Linked DNA regions of Homo sapiens: all the other regions are linked to region 2. Evidence: chromatin loops called from intact Hi-C (ENCODE). Cell type or tissue: endothelial cell of umbilical vein. All regions are shown on one strand. Region 1 overlaps FOXO1 (forkhead box O1). Region 2 has its middle 94 kb from the start of LINC00548. Region 3 overlaps LOC124903162. Region 4 overlaps LINC00598 (long intergenic non-protein coding RNA 598). Region 5 overlaps LINC00598 (long intergenic non-protein coding RNA 598).

Region 1 (4,000 bases), 240 kb before region 2:
GTTAGCCAGGATGCTCTTGATCTCCTGATCTCATGATCCGCTTGCCTGGGCCTCGCAAAGTGCTAGGATTACAGGCGTGAGCCACCGCACCCAGCCACAGATATTGTTTTTAAGATAAGATACTATTTATTCCTGTGCTATTTGAGATCTTTTGTAGTGGCTTCAGAGCCATTAGGACTGTTCAGATGGAAATCTGTAGCACACACTCTTAAGATTTTTTACTTGTTTTCCATGTAATACATGTAGAATAGGAAGTTTTGCAAGCAGAGAAGTATTGTACTTCTAATAAGATGTTTTGCCTTACAGAATTCAATTCGTCATAATCTGTCCCTACACAGCAAGTTCATTCGTGTGCAGAATGAAGGAACTGGAAAAAGTTCTTGGTGGATGCTCAATCCAGAGGGTGGCAAGAGCGGGAAATCTCCTAGGAGAAGAGCTGCATCCATGGACAACAACAGTAAATTTGCTAAGAGCCGAAGCCGAGCTGCCAAGAAGAAAGCATCTCTCCAGTCTGGCCAGGAGGGTGCTGGGGACAGCCCTGGATCACAGTTTTCCAAATGGCCTGCAAGCCCTGGCTCTCACAGCAATGATGACTTTGATAACTGGAGTACATTTCGCCCTCGAACTAGCTCAAATGCTAGTACTATTAGTGGGAGACTCTCACCCATTATGACCGAACAGGATGATCTTGGAGAAGGGGATGTGCATTCTATGGTGTACCCGCCATCTGCCGCAAAGATGGCCTCTACTTTACCCAGTCTGTCTGAGATAAGCAATCCCGAAAACATGGAAAATCTTTTGGATAATCTCAACCTTCTCTCATCACCAACATCATTAACTGTTTCGACCCAGTCCTCACCTGGCACCATGATGCAGCAGACGCCGTGCTACTCGTTTGCGCCACCAAACACCAGTTTGAATTCACCCAGCCCAAACTACCAAAAATATACATATGGCCAATCCAGCATGAGCCCTTTGCCCCAGATGCCTATACAAACACTTCAGGACAATAAGTCGAGTTATGGAGGTATGAGTCAGTATAACTGTGCGCCTGGACTCTTGAAGGAGTTGCTGACTTCTGACTCTCCTCCCCATAATGACATTATGACACCAGTTGATCCTGGGGTAGCCCAGCCCAACAGCCGGGTTCTGGGCCAGAACGTCATGATGGGCCCTAATTCGGTCATGTCAACCTATGGCAGCCAGGCATCTCATAACAAAATGATGAATCCCAGCTCCCATACCCACCCTGGACATGCTCAGCAGACATCTGCAGTTAACGGGCGTCCCCTGCCCCACACGGTAAGCACCATGCCCCACACCTCGGGTATGAACCGCCTGACCCAAGTGAAGACACCTGTACAAGTGCCTCTGCCCCACCCCATGCAGATGAGTGCCCTGGGGGGCTACTCCTCCGTGAGCAGCTGCAATGGCTATGGCAGAATGGGCCTTCTCCACCAGGAGAAGCTCCCAAGTGACTTGGATGGCATGTTCATTGAGCGCTTAGACTGTGACATGGAATCCATCATTCGGAATGACCTCATGGATGGAGATACATTGGATTTTAACTTTGACAATGTGTTGCCCAACCAAAGCTTCCCACACAGTGTCAAGACAACGACACATAGCTGGGTGTCAGGCTGAGGGTTAGTGAGCAGGTAAGTTCACCCCAATATCAAAAGACCTTTTGAAAAATAGAACTTAAAAGCGAGGAACACAGTAACTTGCCATGGTTAGCACATCTTTGATGTCAACTGACTGTCCCTTGCAGAGAGGGATCTTTTATCATTCATTCTCTGTCCTTTTTGCAGCTTACAGTTTTCCTTCTGAGCTTACACAGAAGGAAGCTTCCTTTAACTGCTTTAAAGATTTCTTTTTGACAGTTCGATGGCTGCATCTTTTTAGTAGCTCTTCAATAAATGAATACATTTGATATAAATCAAATGCTGAAGGGTTTTTTGTAAAGTAGAATTTTCCCCATTGAATGATTTTAGAGCTGTTTGAGAAAGCTCTAGCTTTTTGCCCCTAAGTATGTCTGTCACTCTTAACATGTTAAGTTGAATTGATTTTAATTTGGCTATATTTTCATTGTGTGTGTATGTGTGTGTGCGTATGTATGTGTTTTTTCCTAGGTTACACTTAAAAGTACTTCAGATTGTCTGACAGCAGGAACTGAGAGAAGCAGTCCAAAGATGTCTTTCACCAACTCCCTTTTAGTTTTCTTGGTTAAAAAAAAAAACAAAAAAAAAAACCCTCCTTTTTTCCTTTCGTCAGACTTGGCAGCAAAGACATTTTTCCTGTACAGGATGTTTGCCCAATGTGTGCAGGTTATGTGCTGCTGTAGATAAGGACTGTGCCATTGGAAATTTCATTACAATGAAGTGCCAAACTCACTACACCATATAATTGCAGAAAAGATTTTCAGATCCTGGTGTGCTTTCAAGTTTTGTATATAAGCAGTAGATACAGATTGTATTTGTGTGTGTTTTTGGTTTTTCTAAATATCCAATTGGTCCAAGGAAAGTTTATACTCTTTTTGTAATACTGTGATGGGCCTCATGTCTTGATAAGTTAAACTTTTGTTTGTACTACCTGTTTTCTGCGGAACTGACGGATCACAAAGAACTGAATCTCCATTCTGCATCTCCATTGAACAGCCTTGGACCTGTTCACGTTGCCACAGAATTCACATGAGAACCAAGTAGCCTGTTATCAATCTGCTAAATTAATGGACTTGTTAAACTTTTGGAAAAAAAAAGATTAAATGCCAGCTTTGTACAGGTCTTTTCTATTTTTTTTTGTTTATTTTGTTATTTGCAAATTTGTACAAACATTTAAATGGTTCTAATTTCCAGATAAATGATTTTTGATGTTATTGTTGGGACTTAAGAACATTTTTGGAATAGATATTGAACTGTAATAATGTTTTCTTAAAACTAGAGTCTACTTTGTTACATAGTCAGCTTGTAAATTTTGTGGAACCACAGGTATTTGGGGCAGCATTCATAATTTTCATTTTGTATTCTAACTGGATTAGTACTAATTTTATACATGCTTAACTGGTTTGTACACTTTGGGATGCTACTTAGTGATGTTTCTGACTAATCTTAAATCATTGTAATTAGTACTTGCATATTCAACGTTTCAGGCCCTGGTTGGGCAGGAAAGTGATGTATAGTTATGGACACTTTGCGTTTCTTATTTAGGATAACTTAATATGTTTTTATGTATGTATTTTAAAGAAATTTCATCTGCTTCTACTGAACTATGCGTACTGCATAGCATCAAGTCTTCTCTAGAGACCTCTGTAGTCCTGGGAGGCCTCATAATGTTTGTAGATCAGAAAAGGGAGATCTGCATCTAAAGCAATGGTCCTTTGTCAAACGAGGGATTTTGATCCACTTCACCATTTTGAGTTGAGCTTTAGCAAAAGTTTCCCCTCATAATTCTTTGCTCTTGTTTCAGTCCAGGTGGAGGTTGGTTTTGTAGTTCTGCCTTGAGGAATTATGTCAACACTCATACTTCATCTCATTCTCCCTTCTGCCCTGCAGATTAGATTACTTAGCACACTGTGGAAGTTTAAGTGGAAGGAGGGAATTTAAAAATGGGACTTGAGTGGTTTGTAGAATTTGTGTTCATAAGTTCAGATGGGTAGCAAATGGAATAGAACTTACTTAAAAATTGGGGAGATTTATTTGAAAACCAGCTGTAAGTTGTGCATTGAGATTATGTTAAAAGCCTTGGCTTAAGAATTTGAAAATTTCTTTAGCCTGTAGCAACCTAAACTGTAATTCCTATCATTATGTTTTATTACTTTCCAATTACCTGTAACTGACAGACCAAATTAATTGGCTTTGTGTCCTATTTAGTCCATCAGTATTTTCAAGTCATGTGGAAAGCCCAAAGTCATCACAATGAAGAGAACAGGTGCACAGCACTGTTCCTCTTGTGTTCTTGAGAAGGATCTAATTTTTCTGTATATAGCCCACATCACACTTGC
Region 2 (4,000 bases):
TTCGGCACAGGTAGGGGTGGCTTCCTCTGTTTAGGTCTGCTGTGGCTTCTGAGAAGAGCGAGTGGAAGATGTGTCCTGTATTATGGCAAATCCAGAACCCATTTAGATGTGTGCGGGGGCAAGGGACTGAGCTCTGGGAGCAGACGGTGGGGGCTGAGTCCTGCCACTTGCATATCCTGGCTGTGTGATCTTCAGCACACCACTTAATCTCTCTGAGCCTCAGTTTCTTCATCTGCAACAATAAAATCTACCTCGTAAAGCTATTTTAAAAATGAAATGCAATGGTGTACGTAAAGCTGTCAGCACAGTGCCTGGTGAACGTGCATCTACGTCTAGCTTTCTTATCAGTTGTTCCACGTCAGAAGGATGGCTGCCTGTCTGTAGCCTGTCCATTCAGTGGAGATGCTGGGAGCCTCCTCCAGGTGTCCGCCTCTATCTTGAAAAGGATGAGGGCTCATTGTCTGCGCTCTGCTAAGGTCTCTTTCCCAGTCCCAGATGCAGTGTGCAGCTCCCTGTTGATCTCCAGGATGTCAAGGCTGTATTTGCTGCATGGAGAGCCTCTGGCAGAGCCCAGCTGCTGGCAGCACACCTACAGGAAACAGCGTAGCAGGACTGGGTGACACCTCAGGGGAAACCCAGCTTCATGACTCTTTGCGGGAAGCTCAGCCTCCTTTTTTTTTTTCTGCTTTTTTTTCTGCAGGCAGGAATCTGCTTTCTGCAGGCAGGATGGAGCTCCTGGAACACTATATGCTACTTCTGAGATTTCTTCTTTGTTTTTGAACGTCACCACCATGTCTCTAGTGTGATGTAATAAGAAGGGATCACCCGGCGGAGGAAAAGGATTCCTCATTTTCTAAACCAGATACTATGTTTCTTTCTCTTTTGCTTTCTGCTCTCTACTTCCTTCCAGTTGAGACTGTGGCTGTCTTTTTTCCCCCTCCCATTAGAGAGTTCAGTGGGCTTTTCCCCACTGGAATCAGATAGAGACTCTGGGATGGAGCTGGGGGATTTGCTGATAGTCTGGTGAACCTGAGAGGAAAACGAAGCTCAGGTCACACAGCAAGTAACAGAGTGGCCAGTCCAGGACTCAAAACTCAGGCCTCCTGACTCCTGGCCCAGTGCTCTTTTCAAAGCGTCCTTCCATAAACGATGAGGATTTTAGTAATCCATCCATCTCCCTGCAGCCTCCCTGAATGTTACAAATATTAATATACTCATCTGATACACCTTGCACACCTCCTGTGAGGCAGATCCTTTCTAGGCACTGGGGACTTATCAGCAAAACAGAAATAAATCCCTGCTCTTAAGGGGCTTATGGTTGAGTGATGGGAGACAGATAATAACCACAATAAACAAATAAATGATAGATTTTCCACAATGTCTCTCCAGGGAACATTTTCTCAACAGAATGGTTCTTGATTTTTTAAAGCCCAAACTCCATAAAATGTATATGCCTTTCTATACAATGTTTTTGAGTCAATGATTATATAGAAAAACGTGTATATTTATGACCACCTAGCTCAGTACAACATTTCAACAAAACGATTTGCCGAAATAGTCTTGAGTTCCATTCTAAATACTGTACATTTTCTTGAAAGGCATGTTGAGTGTCAGCATGGGGTGTGTGTCTTGGTGGTTGTTAGAACTAAGAGGGGAGCCACTGCAGGTCATCAAGCAACTCTTTGTTACAAACATGAATTTTTTGGTGACCAGGAAGCCATGCTTGAGGCATTTTACATTCTAACATGAGAGTTCATTATTTATATACAGATAGATAGGTGTTTTGCTGTATATTAGTTACATTTAAAAATTTGATTGAGAGTCTTGGGTGGTGGATGTGAAACATTGTAGCTTTTCCCAGGTAAAGTCATAGGAAAGACTCTGAGTTAGAGTTTTTGTGCAGAAGACTGATTTTCAAGAATCTCTTCTTGATGTTAAGTATGTGGTTGGAAGGTGAGAGGTGTTGGAAAATACTAGACCTGAATTTGTTCAGAGTCTCATAGCAATGCCTGGTTGAGACTCTGGTCTCAGCCTTAGTGTCCCCATGGGTGACAGGTCCCGTTTGTGGGGGGAGCTAGCACAGGAAATGACCAAAGAGTCAGATCCATTTAGGTGGACACCCTGGCTATGAACTTGTCCTTCCCTTGGCTCAGTAATGATGACCATGACCACTTGCAAAATAACTTCAGCAGGAAATGCAAAGTGATTCTCTCATTGAGTTCAATGTGAATCACTTGCCAGGAGAGGTGGCTCAATTCCATGAGCGTTTTCTTTTTTTTTGAATGGTAACTGTGGAATGGTAGGAAGCGTCCCACAAAGGATTTCCTTTGGTCATTGTTTTTTTTTTTTTTTTTTTTTTTTTTTGCTGAGGAAAAATATGTTATTGGGGAGGGATAAGAATCTCCCTCCCTTTGTGAGTTCTGTGATTCAGAGTTTAAAAGGCCAGTGACAGGATCTGGGTCACAGCGTTGGTTTCCTTCTTATGTGAGACCTTGTGCTTCATACGTCTGTCCCTTTAAATATTGGGACTGGAGCTCCATATTCTGTCTCATGTTTATACTTGGTCACATGGTGAAAGGTGGATTCCTTGAAGCTAGACTCTGTACTAAGGGAAATACCATGCATTGGAATAACCCAATCCTGCATTTTAACTTGTAGAGTTAAAAGGTCACTTCTTCCTACATCCTTCCTAAGCAGAAGAACCCCCGCTCCCCGCCCACTCCTAGTGACAGCTGAGTGAGGCCGGTGTGCTCCCAGCCTATCTGATCCTGTGTGGGTATATTTGCCAGGGTTTTCCAGAGACAGAACCAATGGCATGTGTGTATGTATAGAAAGAGATTTATTTTGAAGAACTGACTCACAGGATTACGGAGGCCGGCAAGTCCAAAGTCTGCAGGATGAAGGCCCAGAAGCAGCCAATGCTGCGGTTCAAGTCTGCAGGCCGTCTGCTGACAGAGTTCCTTTTTGCTCATCAGTCCTTTGTTTTATTCAGGCCTGCAAATGATTAGATGAGGCCCTCCCACATTAGAGAGGGTGATGTGCTTTACTCAAAGTCCACCAATTTAAATGTAAGTCTCATCCAAAAATCCCCCCACAGAAACATCCAGTATAATGTTAACAAGATAGTTGGGCCCCACAGCCCAACCAAACTGACATAAAATTAGCCATCAAGGTGGGGTTCAGCAACTAAAATATTATATGTACTAATGTTCAGCAACTAAACCACACACACACACACACACACACACACACACACACACACACACACGAATTAGACTCTCCCTCTGTGGAAGGAAAGGAAGGGCAGGCCTTGAGTGAGGACAGCCTCTTCTCGCTCCTTTCTGCCTAGGATGGGCAAGGGCTATGGCACCTGGGCTATGGCTGATTAAGAGCAGCCTTGGCTACAGAGACTTTAAAAGCTGGTGTTAGCCAGTTGCAGCCCGCCTGCAGCCCTAGATTTGTGTAGGGAAGAAAGGCAAATAGCAGATGTATGTGTATGAAGAGTGCACACACACACACACACACACACACACGTGGGAGGCAGAGTAACAGAATGGTTGGTGGTGTACAGAGTATATGGGGTATGGAGCCGCTCTGCCTGGTTGGAATGCCAGCTTATGCTAGACTTGCTGTGTAACTGTGGGCAAGCTACTTAACCTCTCTCTGCTCAGTTCCCTCATCAAATTAGGGAGGGAATTCATACATCCTAGGCTGTGAGGATTAAATGAGGTAGTAGCTGTAAAGTGCCTATAAGATCGCCTGACACATAAGTCCTGGACGATATCAGTTCTCGTTATTATCCTTATCATGTACACAATGCTCATCAACTGTCTATGTTCACATATTACACATGGTTATTGGTAAGCAAACACAACCTATACTTCTGGCAAATACACATACAGTGGGAATTTTATGCCAAAATCTTTCTAATGTATGCTTGCAGGGGCCATGCTGGATATTGCTTCATAAAAAGATATTTTTTGGTACTTTATTAACAAAA
Region 3 (4,000 bases), 230 kb after region 2:
GACCGAGAAGGGCAAGTGCATGCATGTGTGTGAGTGTATATATTTTCATGGAAAAAATTAAGTTGGCAGCCTTCCTGATAGAAAATCCATTGCTTTTTGGGTTGAGAATTCCTCGAGGCAAAAATGTCCTGAAGAAGGGACTCCTGGTTCTGGAGTCATTGGAGTGGCTGAATCAGGATGGTGAGGGCACCGCATCGCTTTCTGCTCATTATCAGCACTCTATCAAGCACCATCCTCTGGGGATATCCTCCCCTGACCAGAGCAACTCCCACTTACAGGTCACTGGGACCGCCCTTACCTTCATGTTGCTTTATTCCCCCGTTTTAAGTCTTACTCACATAGCTCTGGGCCATGTGGGTATGTATGTGTCTTCTGACTTGATTGTAGACTCTTTAAGGCCAAGATCCAGGATATATTCATAGTGGGTTCCTTGCTGCCTGATGTAGAAAATGTCACCCAGTAGGTGCTCAATAAACACTGGTTGATTGAATGAGTGGCTGTTATGCTTGAAGCAGTTTCCATGATTCTAAGCCCATTCCTGGCTGATCATTTCTACAGAATTCACTGTGATTTTAATGCGGTAAATAGCTTTGGGCCAAGTCAAGTGATTCTTAGTGTAACACTCAGATTGGGCACAGGCATGCTCAAAGGTTAAACTGGCTGCTACTTGAGAGACAGGATTAAAAACATATAGTCAGAAAGGCAATTGGATTGCTTCATTTCACTCATAGCTTATGCACTCCATTCCCTTTGGCCCCATAAAACCCAGAACCATGGAAAATAAAGTCATCAGGAAGCTCATCCATTTCACTTTCTCTTTCCTCTCTCCCCCTTTTCCATGTAACTTGGGAGGCTGCCTTCTATGCTAGCACAGGACAACTCTGGCCCAGAGAAAGCTTTATTGTCACCCTGTAAATCTGGCAAAGAATAATGCTCAAAACGGTTCCACTGTGGCTTGAGGCAGAGGTCTTTGCTCTGCTCAGCCTAGCTCTCGTGTTCACTGCTTCTGCATTAATCCCAAGTATTAGGGTAAATGGTGGAAGAAATGGAGAATGTCCTTCTCTGGAAACCTTGACTTTATTGCAGGCATGACTCAGTTTATGCAATAGGTGTGGTCTCAAAGAGCTATGGGAAAATCACATTTTTAGAAATCAAGTCATATTTAAAGTGTACTACAAAAAAAGCTGACCATTTAATGAAGGTATTTATGAGTACTTTCAAAGTATCATCGTTGCTAGTGGAATATAAGTCCATAATTTCTCTTCCATGAACATCCAGATTTTCACAAGCTGTGTTTGCTCCAAGAGAGGTTCAGGAGATTGTGAAAGGTTGACTGCAGGTGGCATGGACATGTATAATTACTGTGTTTAGAGTCCTCTAAGACACTGGGGCTTGAGGGCTTTTGCTTATTCTCTTTCATCCACTGTTGTGCTGCCTCACTGGTGCCCCTCTCTATCCCATCTCTCCCCTACCTTCCCACCTACGCCCTCCCAGACCTCCAGGGAGAAAGAGAAGAGAGACATTTGAAATACTCTTCACTTCATCCTAAAGAGGTGAGCCACTTGCCAGTGGGTTCTAAGGAAACTTGAGGTTTGTGCCAGGGTAGGGTCACTGTCATCATCAGAGTGCAGGGAGTAGCAGCAAGTTGGGATTCAGCCAGCTCTAAACTCCTTGCTCTCTTTCGGACACAGGGCCTGAGAAGGGGAACTCAGTGTGATATGTCATGGTGCACACACAGCACTTGTCCCATCCCCACTTCCATGTTCTCTCTAGGCTCACTAACCCTGCACTCCATATTTCTGGGCCTCAGTTTCCCATACAGGCACTTCAGGGCCTCGAAAGGTCTGCGGGCAAGGGTGCCTTGGGAGGATGCGGTCCATTTTGTTTTGTGTGACTATTACAGAACCACACGAGGCGCTCTTTCGGCTAGGCCATGTGCCAGAAAGAGAAGAGAGAGTCTAGTCAGGATATTTAACTTATCATGGTCACAGCAGGAATTTTTCCTGCTGCAAACTTCCTAACATTCTGACCCTTCTGGTCTGAACATTTCCAAGGCTGTTCCTATGCCAACCGAAAAACATTCCACAATCTATGTTTCTTGTGCAGTATAGCAGTGGGCTTTTCAGTACCAGGAAGACGTATGAAAGGTTTGATTTATTGCCCATTCTTTTGTGTGGGAGAGTCTAGTGATTTCAGATATAACAACAGAACTCTGTGAGATGCTGAATTGCCCAGGGAGTGCTCAACTGCCCCGTGTCTTCACTTGGGAGGGTGTCAATCAATCATTCCTGGATACCTGACCAACATGGACGATATCATGCAGTTAATCTCAAAACAAAATATCCAGGTGTTTTCAGTTGTGTAGTCAACATACCCAAATGCTCCTCTGAAATACACCATTGTATTAGTAAGTCAGCTGCTTGGTTTCATGTCACCATAGCCTGACTATTCTGGACAAAATTCTGACCTTTGTTTTGTCTTTTATTTTATTTTTTTATAAATCACTCCTGTGTTTATGTTTGCAGGGAGAGAAAATCTTTTTCTGTCTGGTGTTTTTCAAAATTTTGATGATGGACTCACATCAAGGATGAAGAGCTTTGATGTCATTTGAACACCACCACCATCACCACCACCAGCATCAACAAACAAACAAGCAAACAAGCGTGAACTCAGGAGCCCTGTGGCCCAGCCTCCAGTCCATTTCCTCACTGTGATCTGGCTAAGTCACCTCCCCTCCACCTCAGTTCAGTCACCTACACAACAGGAATGGTGGCTCCTGGCGTGAAAAGTTCTTAGGAGCATTCAGCATGATGCTGTGTGGAGCACTTGGAAACTGCGTGTGCATCACCTCATATTTCTGGCCACAGGTCATTCAGACATCTGCCCTTTGCCCTGGAGGAGAACCACTAGGGACTTGTGCCCATAAGCACCAATTCTGGCTTTTACCCTACCCATCCTTTGCCATCCCAAACTATGCCATCAACAAATTCTAGAAATCAAGTTAGAAATGCTGTTCCCACGAGGGTCTCTGTGGTCTCTCAGAACAACAATCAGCTGGCCCTGCTGGGCAGATGTTGCCCAATCCTAACCCACACTTAGCTATCAACTTAATCATTCTCAACTAAAAACACCTACCTGAACACTTTTAGGGGTTAAGAATAGTATAATCTCACTTAGCCATTTGCATTTTTTCTTCTTTTTACAAAAAGAAATTTATCTTTTTTTTTTTTTGAGACGGAGTCTTGCTCTGTTGCCCAGGTTGGAGTGCAGTGGCGCAATCTTGGCTCACTGCAAGCTCCGCCTCCTGGGTTAGCGCCATTCTCCTGCCTCAGCCTCCCGAGTAGCTGGGACTACAGGTGCCTGCCACCACGCCTGGCTAATTTTTTTGTATTTTTAGTAGAGACGGGGTTTCACCGTGTTAGTCAGGATCGTCTTGATCTCCTGACATCGTGATTCGCCCTCCTCAGCCTCCCAAAGTGCTGGGATTACAGGCGTGAGCCACTGCGCTCTGCCAAGAATAGTATAATCTCACTTAGCCATTTGTATTTTTTCTTCTTTTTACAAAAAGAAATTTATCTCATTATTATGTTTAATCAGTTTCTTGAGGTATAACTTAAGTGTGCTAAAATTTGCTCTTTTTAGTGTACAGGTCTAGGATTTTTGAGAAACACATATTCATATGTGACCACCCCCATGATCAACATATGGAACAGTCATTTGCCACCCAAAATTACCTTGTGCCCTTTTGTTGTCAGACTCTTCTTTCTCCAGACCCTGGCAACCACTGATGGATTTTCTGTCCCTATAGTTTTGCCTTTTCCAGAATGTTCTGCAAATGTAATCATTTAGTATGTAGCCTTTTAAGTCTGATTTCTTTCACTCTGCATAATGCATTTGAGATTCACCCACGTTGTTACCTGTTACAATGGTTTGTTCCTTTTTATTGCGGAGTAATATTCCCTTGCATGGATGTACCACAGTTTGGGTAACCATTCAACAG
Region 4 (4,000 bases), 160 kb before region 2:
ACCCCTTTCCTAACTTGCCTGCCCAGAAAGACATGTGTAATTCCTCCACCCGGAGGGAATGATTTCTGCTAACTCACAGAGAGGCTTTGACTTGTCACTCTGCCTTCTAGAAGTGACCACATGTTTTTTTTGCTCTCGGCAAGGGGGTGCCCTTGGCTGCTCTCCGGTGTGGGAGTCTTCCCCTTAATCCTTGCTCCTGGACGTTTGCATTTTCACAACGACCCTTTGTGGCAGGTGGGTCCCTGCCTTCTTCAGATGACCTTGAATAACACTGTCCTCTGCACTTCTGGCCGCCACGGAAGAGGCATGACTGCTGTGAGTCTGGGGCCTTGGAACCATTTTAGACCAAGGCAGGAAAAATAAACAGATGGGCGAGGTAGGTGGCTGCCCTTGAATTCTCACTCTCATTATGCACCCATTACTGGTGGCCAGTTGAGTAAGCATTTAGGACTTGGCTTTGCCATTTGTCAGCTGATTAAACAATAGAGCTTTACTGAGCAGCTCCCATGGGCTCGTGTCACTATACCTATTTTACAGAGGGAGAAACTGAGTTTCAACAAAGAAATTGCACCGAACCCAGAACTAAACAGGACCGGGCTGCCAGAGGGTGCTTTTCTGTGCTGAATCATGGGACCTTCTTGCTGACCAGAGCAGAGAAGAAAAGTCTCCTGTGGTCGGTGGAGTTTTTACTTTTTGGATTTTCTCCCCTATGACTGATCTCAGTCCTTGCCTGGCCACTCCTGCCTGTCCTACAAACACCGAAAACCACTGTCCTTTTCTCAGCCGTCATTTAGCAGTCGGGAAGCGTGTGTCCTGACGTATGGGCTGCAGTCAAGGCGGGGGCCCTGACAAACAGGATTCATTCACCAGGCCCTGGCCTGCCAGCTCCCTCACGGGCGTCACATGGGGCCGAATGAAAAGAGCAGGGGGTGCCCGCCAGGGAGGCCTATCCAGGGGCTTTCTTCCCCGCGGCGCCGTTCCCTGGGCCTGCCAAGTCCCACGAGCCAGCACACTGGAGAAGCGTTTTCAAAGCGAGGCCTTTGCCCTCCTTGACAGGCTCCTCAAAGCCTGCCTCGCTCTGGCAGTGCCTGGGAGATCCTGTGAAAGGCGCTTTTTGTTCACCCTCCTCATTGGGGACATCTTTGGGGAGCCACTGCTTGAGAAGCACAGTGTGAGCTGGAGGACACTTGAGGCAGGGCCACTTCGGTGGGCAGCGGGAGGAGCAGAGTCCGGGGAGCCGGGCAGGCAGGGAAGGCGCTGGAAAACGCGGAGACTGCTCCTGGGAAGCGTACATTTCATAACTGAGAAACACTGCCCAGAAGTTTCTTTTAGAAGTGGGAGGCAAAGAGCGCTTAACCTTTATTTTTATTTTTATTTCTTTAGTTGCACGGCTGTGTTTGGTGTACAAATAACACCTGGGGTCTGTGGTGATGGGTCCTTAGGAATAGAGAGAAAGAGAAATGGCCTTGGAATTTAGTGGCCTGAAGACATAGTTTAAAAATTCATTTCCGGACCTCAACCTACGGCCTTTGACAGAAAGATGGGTTTGTTGTCTGCTGTGAAATAAAAGCCATCTGAGGCTTGTGGGAGCATGATGAGCACCAGAGTCCGGCTTAGAAATCACGCTGATGGCCCAGAAAACTCAGCCAACCACAGATACCATTGCTGCTTCTAGAAGCCCAGGACACTGGCACTGTGAGGCAATGCTGGAGATTCGTCCTATCCCTGGTCTCTTGCAAACATTTTAAATTGAAACCTTTAATAGTCAGCATGAGAGCACTCGGATTCAATTATATTCATCTCTGAAGATGTCCTGATATCGCCTACTTGTTTATAAAAATTAATCATAAAATATTGAACTAGTGGAGGGTTTGTATGTTTTCTATAAAGTCTAAAAAATGAATTCCATTTGGATCCAGTGAAAGGTGAATTAACGAATTATTCCCTCAGTAGGACAAGAATGTTGAAGAAAAAAACTGAATGATTTTTCTTTTGAACAATTCTTAGCCAATACAAACAAAAAAAATCAACAAACGAAAGCAAGCCAAACAACCAAACACCTCTCCAGTATTGCGTTTAGACCAGTTTGTACAAAGTTGGTACTGGTTTTATGACCTAACTTTTTCCCCCACTGTTTAAATAGATTTGGACATTATCTTTCAAATATGCCATTTCCAAGGAAGGTCTGAGTGGGCTTGCTTTTGCAGTGCATTTACAAAGCAAGCTATCGAACTGGCTCACAAGCCAAACAGAGGCCCCTGAAAAGACAATATCCCTTCCTTCCTGAGGCAGATATTTCAGGATTGGGGAAGCAGAGTTTCCTGTGTTCTCACAAGGGGCTGAGATAAAGAAACCCAGGGCAGTTTTGGAAAGAATTCAGCCTGCCACAAGCACGAGGCTGTTGTTTTTGTGTGCAGGGCCCCATTTCACAATGAGAGGCCTGCCTGGCCAGAGTGACCGTGGGGACAGGACGTGATGTGGACAGGGCTTTGGAGCTGGAAGAGTCCTCTCAAAGTGTGATGTTGAGAAGCAGTGATGCAGAGGACTCCCTGGAATGGTCAGCACTTCTCTCCCTCGTCCCACCTCTTGCGCCAACCCACCCACCATCCTCACCTTTGATTATCCACACACGTGTGTCTTACTGCTCCTCTTCCGTACCATGAGAGCGTCAGAAATCTTAGTGCCCTCTGCGAATGTTTATTTAGTTTCCATTATGTTTTCCCCTTGTTTCTATGATCAACAAAAGGCAAAACAGAGAAGTAGGTATTCGCCTTCAATGTATTTCCCCATCTGTCATCCGATTTCCTTTTTTATGTTTTCTCCACCCCCAGCCTATTTACTGTCCTGCATCCTGTAGGAGCCTCTACTGCAATGAATGAAAGTAATCTGACAGCCTGGGCAACATGTGAAAACCCGTCTCTACCAAAAAATACAAAAAATTAGCAGGGCATGGTGGCACGCGCCTGTAGTCCCAGCTACTCAGGAAGCTGAGCTGGGGGGATCCCTTGAACCCGGCAGGGAGGCAGAGGCTGCAGTGAGCTGAGATGGCACCACTGCACTCCAGCCTGGGCGACAGAGTGAGACTCTGTCTCAAAAAAAAAAGTAACTTGAGTATTTAATTCATGCAGAGATATTGATGTACGATAACTGTAGCCTCTAGCCAGAGTTTTATTGCATTTAAAAGAAGTCCATGAAAGAAAAAAAAATTTTACCAAATGTAAAAGTAATAACAATAATGATAATAATACAGCCATAAGGAAGAAAAAAAATTCAACAACATAATAACAAGTGTCTGTTGATAGGGATTAAGGCGTAGGTGGAAAGGAAATGGGAGGAAATAGAAAATCATTAATTTTCTCACCTTTTGTATTTGGGAGATAATAGATACTATTTGATTTCTGATTAATTGATAATAGAAAATTAAGCATCTTATTTAAAATCGAGGAGGTAACCACTATTAGGACTAAAATTCAGATTACACAGAAAACAGAGGAAACAATAAATAAAAGAAATTATTTAAGATGATAGAATTGTGACAAATGTATTATAATAATAAATGTAATGAGATCAACTCATTTATTAAAATAAATAAACTCACAAAAATGGGTAAAAAAATCTAAATACAACATTGTACTGTCTTTAAAAAAGTAACTGAAGCCAAGTGACTCAGAATCGGAGATAGTGCTTCAACTCCCAGAAATATCCCTCTAACAGTGGAATTCCAGGCACTGTGGCATTTGGGAGGGGTAGATATTTTTGGACTAAGCTTTCCTAGCCTCTAAAATCAGACCATATGGTTGCCAGCTCATAAGACCAACCCTGTGTGCCTCAGTGTTTGTTCTAGATTGCTGAGCTTCCAAAGGGCAGGGGCTGTGCCTGCTTTGTTTAATTCCAGGCATTTCAGAGAAGTTCCATGTGCAGACACGTGTTTTGGTGTGGAAGAGTTAGAGAAGGGCAGGATTAGGGACATTTGTGCTTCCCAGTCCGTTAGGTGGAGTGT
Region 5 (4,000 bases), 88 kb before region 2:
CCATCCAGGTCGATGCCAACCCAGCTGCCTCTCATCACTTCCACTTGTATTCACAGAGGCATGGGGAACTTCTGGGCCCTGACCTGCAGTCCACCAGCCATGGAGACCCAGGCCATGTCCTCCAATGATCCATCTCGTCGCATCCCATGCCTCCTGGGCACCACTGTTCCTGCTTCATGTTGCAAATGGCAGACTGCCCTGGAAGGTCCCAGCAGCATGCGCTCAGCCGATGGTTTGGGCTCCCCATACCTAACCCAGTGCCTGTAAAGCCCCTGAGACCCCCTTTGAGAGATGTGGGACTTAGGGGGTGGGGATCACATTCCTTGTCCCCAAATTTCTCCCTCTCTCTTTGTCTTCCTTCTTCTCTCCATTCATCAGGAGAATGGGTGAGATGTCTCTCAGGTAGAACTCCGGGAGCAGGTTTGCCAGACTTGCCTTCTGAAATGTTAAAGAAAGGTAGAAAGAGGGATTGAGGAAACCCCTTTCTCTCCTAACAAAGCCTTTCTGCAGGTTTGATAATCCTATTGTAGATGCTCACGTTGAACCTGTACCTTTCTCTTGGTGTTTACTTTCACATCCTAGTACTCCGCCCCCAACACCCCTCCACTCACTAGGAAGAAGGACATTTACAGAGAAGTGCAAAAAACAAAAGCACATAACATACAACATAATTGAACATCATCACTTTCACCAGTTAGGGTAATGTTCACCGTACACGGAGTTGCCTCTGTTGGAGGTGGCTCCAGGGCGGGAAGGGCTCCATTCCTCTGCACGGCGCCAGGCCTATCCCTTTCCCTGATTGTTTGGCTGAGGAAAGTTTGGAAAATCTCCAGAAAACAATTGTTAAAACTAATCTGAAACAGGCTGTAAGTGGCATGGGAGAAGTGCGAGGTGTGGACACGGGCAACCCTGCCATGAGATGGAGGTCTCTGAATGTCGAAAGCGAGTGATCTGCAGATGTACAGTGCCCACGGGGCAGTCAGCCTTTAAGGGCAGTGTGGGAACATGCAAAGAACAGGACCCCAGGCTCCCGTTGCAACCAGGTCAGTCCCTGTTTTCAGCACCACTGGGGCGGCCTCATGGGGAAAGAGGGTACAACGGGGCTGGAAGTGAGTTTAATGGGGCTGCGATTCGGAAGCTGAGGGTTTTAGTCCAGCAACTGCTTAGTTGTTCCCGTACAACTTCATGTTGTTAAACTACAAGGTTCAGTCCTTGATCAGTTAAATAGGAACAATGCTGTAAAACCTCTGTCCAATCTACTTCACAAGCCTCCTGGCAATGCACATAAAAGGGCTGCATACATTCCTAAGCTGGGACCAGGAAGGGTGGGAGGCAGACGTTATCCTGAAGACAGACAGAGAGCTAGTCGTCTACATTTTACCATGTCACCTGCCTGGGAACCCTCCGCACTTGCCTGGGCCTAGGGTCCAATGGGCTTCCTGTCTCTGACCAGAGGTCGGGAAACAGCTCTGTGCGGGAGTTGGCCGATCTGCTGAGTGGGGTCGTCCTGGGGTTGATATTTGTTCTTAGCAACAGGCATTTCAAATGCACAATGCATGATTGTAGCCCTTGGAATGCAGCATTTTTGAGCAGCGAAGTACAGGTTGCCAACTGTAAAATATCACCATGTTCACACTGGTTCTAAAGACAAGCGGAGAGAAGGGAATAATTCTATATTAAGACAAACCTTGCAATCTACCCTCCAGAGCCTTCTGGAAGAAATTAGGATCATTTTAAAAAGGGCTGCATTAACACAGTGGGGCATTCATTCCTTTTATTTTATTCCTTACATATTCACAATTGGAAAATTTTTATCATTCTGGAGTTATTAAGTAGTATGGGGGAAGGATTACTTATTTTTGCATGTATTTTTGAAGGAGGCTTTCCTTATTTCTTTTCATGTTAAAAAATTTACCCTTTCTGAAGCCTTTTTTTTTTTTTTTTTTTTTGGCGTATGTGTGTTTCGCAAAACTTGGCACGAGCATGAGAGGCTGACCTTTAACTTGAGGAGGAGGAGGAAGTGCAGTGAGGGGCAGCTGCGGAGGGCGTGGAGGAGGCAGGATGACTCAGTGTCTCTGTAACGCCCTCCTCTCCCCTCTCGGCCCTGGGCCAAGTGTGTCCAACCAGTGCTGCATCAGAGAAAGAAATCCTGCAGAAGTGACCGCTGTGGTAATGACAGCATAAATAGTTCCTCTTTTGAAGTTTTAATGCTCCTGAAGCTGTGGGAGAAACAGTCAGCTTTCAGATTCCTCCCTCGACTACTGGCAAACCGTGAAGAACTGTGTTTTCTCTCCAAGACACACCAGAGTGGTTATAAGGGCAAAGAATGATTGGACTTTAGAAGCCGAAAAAGGACTAGAGGCAGACAAATGGACAGCATTTCAGGGTGGCCCTGGGTTCACAGTGACCTTGAACCTTCACCTAAGTTTTTGGCAGCTGAGTCTCCATAAGAGGGGACAACTGCATTTACTATCGGAGAACTGCAGTTTCTCTCTCTGGCTGAGTAGAGTTGGTCTCTGTCTATGGGGCATCCTGTGGTCATCTCTCTCTGCAATGCAGGAAGCTCTGTCTGCCTGCCCCCTTTCCTACCTAACTGAAATTGAGGGGTAATTGCCTCCTGCACCCATATTTTCGAAATCTCAACTCACATACACACCATCTTTTGCTCTTGACTTCATAACAGCAATAGTAGAATGTCATTATCTTTGTCAGCAATGGCAAAATCAGCAAAATGAGCACTTACTGTGTATAAGCCTGGTCAAAGATAACAGACGCAGAGAGAGAGAGAGAGAGAGAGAGAGAGAGATTCCTTCAAGGGTCTTACAAGGTATTTGAGGATGAGACCATTATTCTTTCCCCAGCACGACACTAAAACTCTTCTCAACAAAGTTGTAAGTGACCTGCTAATTGCCAATCCCAGCAAACACTTCCCAATACCTTCCTGAAATGGTTGACGTGACCTCATTATTTGAACACCCTTCCCTGAATGGCCAAGACAGCACCCTGCCTTGGCTCTCCTGCTACCTTCTCACACCACACCCTGAGGTCAATTCTTCCTCCATCTGTCCCATAAATGTAGCTGCTGTTTCTCAGGGTTCCACCTTTGGTCTTCTTGTCAGTCCTCAATTTTCTTTTTTCTTAGTTACTTTGCCTAATCCTGGAGGATGTGAATTTACATTTTAACACATTTCCTAGAGGTACTGATATAAATCCCAAGCAGTTTTGAGACTCTCTGGACTTCTTCATCCTTCTAGTTCTTAGCATCTGCATCTATAAAATGGGGATGATAATGGTACTTGTTTCATTGGACTGTTGTTAGGATTCTATGTAAAGCACTTAGAAGAGTGCCTGGCACATAGGCAGTTTTACATAAATATCTGTTGTTAAGTTTGGGCAAAGGCCTAATAGAAAATAAGTTTTTGAAGGAAAGTTGGGGCCTTTTGCAGAGACAGATGGTTCTTTCCCCAAATCTAGTCTCTCCTTCTTCCAGAATCCCCCTGTGGCACCCAGTATCCCTGGCCTCTCCATGCTACAACAGTGGCTATGTTTTTCTTCAGTTCAATATAGCTAGAATTGTGCAGGAAAATTCCTCAAAGTATTTCTCTATTTCATGGTTACCTGCCTCTCTTGGAAAGGTGGGAGAGTGTGAGAAAGGAGGGAGAAGAAAAACTCATATTTACAGAATACCCACTGTGTATTTAGTAGCAAATATTTATTGAGCACCTCTAGTTGTCAGGCCTTTTACACTTCATGTCATTCTTCCAAGAACCTTATGGGGAGGGTATCCTCCTGCTCATATTGTCAGCAAGCACTCTGGTAGGTGCTTATTTATTCCCGCATATGCATTGGAAAGCAGGTTATTTTTTAAGGCTTTACGATGGGTGGTTCTTTCTCAGCATTGTGTGCATTTGATTCACAGTTGGCCGACAGATAATGAAATTCTCCAATGCTCTGATGTAAGTCCTGGAATTATGACTGCGTGTGGGGTTGGACATTGTCT

Evidence for each region. Peaks named below come from ENCODE experiments on the same cell type or tissue, not always from the same donor. Only the 100,000 strongest peaks of a DNase experiment are listed, where the experiment ranks them.
Region 1: it touches region 2 in a loop (5-fold over the local background); 2 of 110 quality-filtered maps call a loop at or near these places.
Region 3: a loop joins it to region 2, with 15 times the contacts of the local background. A loop is called at or near these places in 2 of 110 quality-filtered maps.
Region 4: a loop joins it to region 2, with 7 times the contacts of the local background. A loop is called at or near these places in 2 of 110 quality-filtered maps.
Region 5: it touches region 2 in a loop (6-fold over the local background); 4 of 110 quality-filtered maps call a loop at or near these places.

The regions. Positions count from the first base shown.
Region 1 is chr13:40,557,167-40,561,166 of GRCh38, reverse strand. It overlaps FOXO1 (forkhead box O1), which reads left to right. Exons shown (of 3, transcript NM_002015.4): 2 at 307-1,658; 3 at 2,133-4,000. The coding sequence ends at 1,644. Among named protein-coding and RNA genes, the nearest start is that of LINC00598, 78 kb to the right of the region's middle. In endothelial cell of umbilical vein, no CTCF peak of the experiment used is centred here; a DNase peak (open chromatin) is centred at 2,296; H3K27ac peaks cover 2,482 bases.
Region 2 is chr13:40,312,233-40,316,232 of GRCh38, reverse strand. No RefSeq gene overlaps it. Among named protein-coding and RNA genes, the nearest start is that of LINC00548, 94 kb to the right of the region's middle. In endothelial cell of umbilical vein, no CTCF peak of the experiment used is centred here; DNase peaks (open chromatin) are centred at 2,412 and 2,562; H3K27ac peaks cover 2,089 bases.
Region 3 is chr13:40,080,842-40,084,841 of GRCh38, reverse strand. It overlaps LOC124903162, which reads left to right. Exons shown (of 5, transcript XM_047430821.1): 5 at 2,526-4,000. The coding sequence ends at 2,591. Among named protein-coding and RNA genes, the nearest start is that of LINC00332, 99 kb to the left of the region's middle. In endothelial cell of umbilical vein, a CTCF peak has its summit at 1,912; a DNase peak (open chromatin) is centred at 2,061; H3K27ac peaks cover 1,343 bases.
Region 4 is chr13:40,476,612-40,480,611 of GRCh38, reverse strand. All of the region lies in intron 1 of LINC00598 (long intergenic non-protein coding RNA 598), which reads left to right. Among named protein-coding and RNA genes, the nearest start is that of LINC00598, 2.4 kb to the left of the region's middle. In endothelial cell of umbilical vein, no CTCF peak of the experiment used is centred here; DNase peaks (open chromatin) are centred at 2,301 and 3,811; H3K27ac peaks cover 2,295 bases.
Region 5 is chr13:40,400,642-40,404,641 of GRCh38, reverse strand. All of the region lies in intron 6 of LINC00598 (long intergenic non-protein coding RNA 598), which reads left to right. Among named protein-coding and RNA genes, the nearest start is that of LINC00598, 78 kb to the left of the region's middle. In endothelial cell of umbilical vein, no CTCF peak of the experiment used is centred here; DNase peaks (open chromatin) are centred at 1,471 and 2,081; H3K27ac peaks cover 1,782 bases.